Linked DNA regions of Homo sapiens: region 1 is linked to region 2. Evidence: chromatin contacts called from ENCODE Hi-C or POLR2A ChIA-PET data. All regions are on one chromosome and are shown on one strand. The core of a region is the stretch at or near the end of the contact, and the rest is flanking DNA. Distances in the headings are between cores, read along the strand shown. Region 1 has its middle 11 kb from the start of SNHG4. Region 2 overlaps ETF1 (eukaryotic translation termination factor 1).

Region 1 (2,820 bases), core at 165-2,664, 760 kb after region 2:
CAATCTTGGCTCGGCTCACTGCAACCTCAGCCTCCCAGGTTCAAGCGATTCTCCTGCCTCAGCCTCCCAAGTAGCTGAGACCACAGGTGCATGCCACCACACCTGGCTAATTTTTTGTATTTTTAGTAGAGACGGGGTTTCACCATGTTAGCCAGGATGGTCTCGATCTCCTGACCTTGTGATCTGCCCACCTCGGCCTCCCAAAGTGCTGGGATTACAGGCGTGAGCCACCACGCCCAGCCCTGTGCCCCTAATACTTAATACAGTGCTCAACATTCATCTTTCCATCCCCCACTCATTATTTTTTAACAATTATTTCTTGAGTATCTACTGTGTGCTAGATATGGTGGGTATAGCAGTGAACAAGGTAGACAGGGCCCTGCCCTCAAGCTCACATTTTAGTGGCAAACAGTGAGTGCTCAGTGAACAGGAGGCTCAGTGGACCTCAGCCCTACTGGGAAGCCTCTGGAGTATTTCCTGTCAGGAGCTACAAAGCAGGGAGTACAGGTTCTGTGGGGGGAGAGTAGATTTTCTTGGTGACCTCTGGACCTCTCTTTGTCCAGGTCTCCTTGGGACTGGCCATCAGGTATCAGCAGCAGGGAGGGAAGAAATGAGGAAGGGAGAGAGAGGCAAGTATAGACAAGGTCTGAGTCCCTAAAGACAGGGAATTGTGTGTGGCTCAATGCCCATGGCCACTTTGCCGAGGCAGTTTGGTAATCAGCTTTCTTTCCTACACTGGAGCAGAAGAAAGAAATAGAGCCACACAGTGAAAGACGTAAAAGGATAGAAATGATAGAGGAAAAAGGAAGGAGAGAAAAAATGGAACAGAGAGGAGGAGGAGCATAAGGAGAGGGAGTAAGATTGAGGCACAGAAACAAGGCCTGCAGGACTGAGCCCTGCCTGCGTCATTGGCGGTCAGCTCTGGGGTATAGCTCTTCATTTGGGTCATCAGGGGAAAAAAAATATTCAATTTTGAACCCTTGGAATTCCCTAGATGCTTTCAGTAGCCCACTGATCCCTCAAGTTGTCTTTGGCTCCATCTGGCCATCCCAGGAGGCTCCCGCCAGGGACCTGCCAGCCCCCAGACCAAGATATAGTCATTGTGGACCCTCTCAAGCAAAGGGCAAGTGAAGGAAAAACAGCCTGTCTGAGAACAGCAGCCACTGGTTTTCTTCGTTTAAAAAAATTTTTTTTAGTGCTTATATAATTGCAGAAACCACTGATTTTTATCTTTCTCAGAAAAGACCCTGTGTTCACCATCTGTTTCCTGACTAGGGGCTTCAGGCCCTACTCTCTGAGACACTGGCCTAACAGTATCCTAATCTGTAGGCACAGAGCAGAAACTTCCCTGAGCTGGGAGCTGGGGAGGCAGGGCTCCCAGATGCCAAGCCGCAGTCTGAGTTCCTTACAGTGATGCTGCTCTTTCTAGAAACCTCAGCTGCTCGCTCCTGAGGCTGGGATGCCATCTGCTGCTCAGCTTAGGAAACTGGCTGATGGGCTGCACAGCCAAGGCTGAGTCTGGTGGGGGCTGGGCAAGAGGCCCGCCCTGGGTCTCAGGAGAGCCATGTTTTTTGTTTCTGGATAAATCCAGTACTGGCCTTCCGGGACAGAGCAAATAGTCTGTCCTCAGTCATTCTTCTTAGACTAGACAAGATGCCTCTCTTCGACAAGAAGAGACCTAGGGATTTTAGGGGGATGGGTGGGTCTGCTCTGCCCTTCGCAAAGTTCAGTGTCATCTCAAGGTTAAATTACCGAGAGAGGTCCAGGCTGCCTCTGAAGTTCTATAGATTTCCTCAAAGGGTTTATTTTTGTCTTTTCTTTTCTTTTGCTTTTTTTTTTTTTTAATTTGCAGGTTTAACTAAGATTATTACAAGTTGAGTTAATTGGCTGAATGAAATAATGAGGCCAGGCCTAGAGGAAGTGGGGCTTTGAAGAAAAAAGCATGCTCATGCAGAATTGAAATAAAATCTTCAGACTCTCAGCAGTTTTTGAAGCCCCTGCTCTTTGGACTGTCCTCGTTCAGGCTCCAACCCAGATAGGGTTGGGAACTCTAGTATTTTAGGGGCCACATATTTGTTGGTATTTCTTGAAGAAATGGTTATTCTGAGGAAATTTTCTACAAGCCAGTGTGGTAACCAGCCTCCAGGATGATCCATCCCCAATGCTGTCCATGTACTGATATTCATGCACTTGTAAATCCCCTCTCCCATATGGTACCAGGGTTTGTCTGTGTGACCAATAGAATATGACAGAAGTAATCATATGTAACATACAAGATTAGGTTATAAAAGACACTGTGGCTTCTTTCTTGGTCACTCTGTCATCTGATCACTCACTCTGGGGCAAGCCAGTTGCCATGTAGTGAACAGTGCTGTGGAAGGTCATGTGATAAGGAACTAGGCCTTCTATCAACAGCCAAGTGAGCCATCTTGGTAGCAGATCCTCTGGCCCTCATCAGGGCCTCAGATGACTGCAGCCCTAGTGGACGGCTTGACTACAACCTCATGAGTGACCCTGAGCCAGCTTAGCTGAGCTGCTCCCCAATCCTGACCCCCAGAAACTGTATGAAATAAACATTTGTTACTTTAAGTTCTTGAAGTTTTGGGATAATTTGTTTTGCAGCAACATAATAAATTTGTTGTATGGTATTATTATTATATCATGGTATATCATCTGCATTATATCACTTCTTTTCCTTATAAAGTCTGGTGTCTGGACTCCACCCCCTTAATCTCTCTAACCTCATCTCTTACCACCCTGCCTCCCCGCCGGCTTAGTCTCACCCTTGGCTCAGTCTGCCACAGACCCGTTGAATTTGCT
Region 2 (3,091 bases), core at 235-2,734:
CAAGGGCCCCCCAGGAAGCCCTTCTTCATGCTGTTTTATTTCACTCTGTAGGGATGACCTGCATTTGCACTGGCTTTGGAACCAAACAGACCTGACTTTGAGTCCCAGATTTTGCCACTTAGTAGAACGTGGATGGGAAGATATAAACAGCATCTCCCTCACTACGTTTTTCTAAGGATTACATAACTGTTCAACAAATGTCAGTGACTATAGTTACTTCACAGACGGATAGCTCAAAGCCCAGAATAAGGAGTAAGAAAACTGGGCAGAGCTGGATTGAGACTCCTGGGATCTCCTCTCCGTTCACTCATCCCTACTCCTTTGTTAAACTGCCCTCTCCACTTTCCTAAAATTTAAGGGCAAAGCAAGTTGTCCCAGGCACCTCTTAATGCTTGTCAGAAATCCCCCCTACTTCAGATGAAGCAAATTTCTTCCAGTCAGCATCCTTAACTCTATACCACCACCTTGTGGTCACCAGCACAAACTTTCCCTGGCCACTTCCAGAGGACCAAGGTTGGGAGAGGAAGAACCATGAGTAGCTGCCATCCCAGTCCTTGCTAAGTGCCTTCATGTGCCTTACTCCATTTAATCCTTATTACAGGTGGTGAAACTGCTACTCAAAGACATGGAATAATTTGCCAGCCTCTCAGGTGGCGCCAGGATTTCTACCTCAGACCTCAGAGATCCTGCTTCCTACTGCACTCTCCTGATAGCTTCCTGGGAAGCTGGCTGGCACGGCACTTCAGATTCAGGGACTGCCTGATACTGTGAAGTCACAAACCCAGTTAACTGCAGAGCCAGAGCCTTTTTTTCTTTTTTTCGAGACAGTCTCTCTGTCGCCCAGGCTGGAGTGCAGTGGTGCCATCTCGTCTCACTGCAACCTCTGCCTCCCAGGTTCAAGCAATTCTTGTGCCTCAGCCTCCTGAGTAGCTGGGATTACAGGCGCCCACCACCTGTTCGGCTAGTTTTTGTAATTTCAGTAGAGACGGGGTTTCACCATGTTGGTCAGGCTGGTCTTGAACTCCTGACCTCGGGTGATCCACCTGCCTTGGCCTCCTGAAGTGTTGGGTTTACAGGCGTGAGCCATGGTGCCCAGCAGAACCAGAGCTTTTCTTGACTCCCTTGTTTGGTTCTGGGCTCTTAGCTAAGCCCCAGGTAAGCCTGCCAGTTTCAGGGAAGGACTCCTGGAGATGGCTGTATCTGAAACAGAATTCACCAGACAGGGTTTTAGACTTGATTTACAGAGAACCCTTTAGGTGGTGAATTGTTTTCACCTGTTATTTCTAGTGCCTGCTATTCAGCCACATCCTCAGCAACTTGCAGCACCCAAACTGCCACAAAACAAGCAAGTAACTGTGCCCTGCTTCCCTAGCTCTAATCGGATGCTCCCACACCACTTGGCTGTTCAGTTCCTAGGTCCCCTGAGACCCAGTCCCATCAGGGCTGGACTTGGCAGGCAGGAATCCCCTGGCATTCACTCAAGCTGGCAACAAAGGAGAAGCTGGCATGAAACTTAAATTCCACCTTGGCTCTCAGCCCTAAATCCACCGTGCCTGTCTGGGAGTGTCATGGCATGCGTCTTGGAGCCAGAGAACAAAAGATGGCAAGTGCTGCAGGCCCAGACAGGCAAGGACCACAGCCCATATATCCTGCACCACTGTGCTGCCTTCCAACAATTTTGTCTTCAAGAACAGCACCTAGACACGCATTAGGAGGGAAAATTACACTTCCACCAGCACAGGCATGTTCGCCCCTTCCCAGCTGGTAATTGAGTTTCGTCGTCAGAGCTATCACCTAGATCAGGTAAGAAAATGGGTGAAAAGTACGCCAAGTGCCATTACTGGTCAATTTTACTTAAAACAGTTTTCTCAAACCTGGAGAAAGCAAACCATGCACCACCTTGGCTCCTCAACTAGGCTTCCTAAACTACCAAAGAGGCTCTTTAAGCACCTCAACCTTGGGGGAAAACAAAGAAAACAAATCCTCTTCTGCTCTGAACCTGGCCTAGGAGCCCTGCTCCTCTGGACCAGCCCCTGACCTGCTTTTGGGTGGGCTACTACTCTCCTACCCAGTGTAAGGTATGTAAGATGAAGGAGCGTGGGAGAGAGAGAGGGCCCAGGCCTAGTTTCTGCTATTCCATCTGGACCATTCTATTATAGGACTCAAAGACAGATACAGAGAGAACTTTGGAATAAGGCCTGGGATAAAATTTTGGTGTTATCACTAAAGAGCTGCTACTTAACCTTCTTTTGTTCTGTTTCATCACCTGTAAAATTGGGTACACCATCTACCTCCATGGGATGCTGGGTTATGGGATAATATACTTAACATACCTTAAAAAAAAAAAAAAGCAAGATTCCCTTTGGCATGCATATAGAATGGGGGAGAATACAAATTAGTTTGGCCCCAGCAACCTGAACCTTCTTCTTCTAGCATAACTCTGGGATCATGACCTCAGAAAAACTTTGCATATACCTTTCCATAGACAAATGTAGTAAACACAACTCAAACCCAAGGCTGAAATGCTATTGGCCGTGACTAATCTGAGGTATGCCTTGGAGAACTGTCTCCACAGTTCAGGCCTTTCTAGACCAGTCCTAAAAAATCTCAAGCACACAAAGTATATTCTTAAATATGGTTTAATACTCTTCTCCATTTCTGTACATCACAACACCAAGATTTTGCTGCTTAGTATCTCTCTGCAGAGGCTATAGAGAATGCAAAGGCTACGGTTTTCACCCCCTCTTATATGTGTTTGTATGTGTAAGTGTAATACATATCAATATATATTGATACACACATCAATATATAATGCAATATATATCACCGAAGAGAACACATTGATTAAAGAAATACAAAAATTTGGCATCATTTCCAAACTTAAATAGTAAAAATAAAAACTACAAAAGGAGCTGCATACCCTAAATGTATCATGTGAAACAACAAGCATATTCAAAAATGTAAATTTACATCCAATTTCTCTGGTCTTGTCATATCACATCAGACCCATTTACAATGGCAAAACCCTAAGGTACTGCTGTGAAGAGAGCATGTTTGCTCGCTCTTGGGTGTTCTGCAAACAAATAGCAGA

Evidence for each region. Hi-C counts contacts between places; a loop is a spot of excess contacts on that map. ChIA-PET counts read pairs that join two places held with the same protein, here RNA polymerase II (POLR2A). Pooled maps may share reads with other maps.
Region 1: a pooled map shows a loop between it and region 2 (8-fold over the local background). The contact joins two enhancer-like sites. A Hi-C loop is called at or near these places in 6 of 50 pooled maps. POLR2A ChIA-PET finds 5 or more read pairs at or near these places in 5 of 52 experiments (GM10248, GM12878, HEK293 and 2 more).

The regions. Positions count from the first base shown.
Region 1 is chr5:139,261,362-139,264,181 of GRCh38, forward strand. No RefSeq gene overlaps it. Among named protein-coding and RNA genes, the nearest start is that of SNHG4, 11 kb to the right of the region's middle. RefSeq lists an enhancer at 1,294-1,363. Within about 2 kb of position 1,415, at least 6 of the 41 ENCODE cell types and tissues checked have a DNase peak (open chromatin) inside an H3K27ac peak, as active enhancers do.
Region 2 is chr5:138,503,472-138,506,562 of GRCh38, forward strand. It overlaps ETF1 (eukaryotic translation termination factor 1), which reads right to left. Exons shown (of 11, transcript NM_004730.4): 11 at 2,624-3,091. Among named protein-coding and RNA genes, the nearest start is that of ETF1, 38 kb to the right of the region's middle. Within about 2 kb of position 1,485, at least 12 of the 41 ENCODE cell types and tissues checked have a DNase peak (open chromatin) inside an H3K27ac peak, as active enhancers do.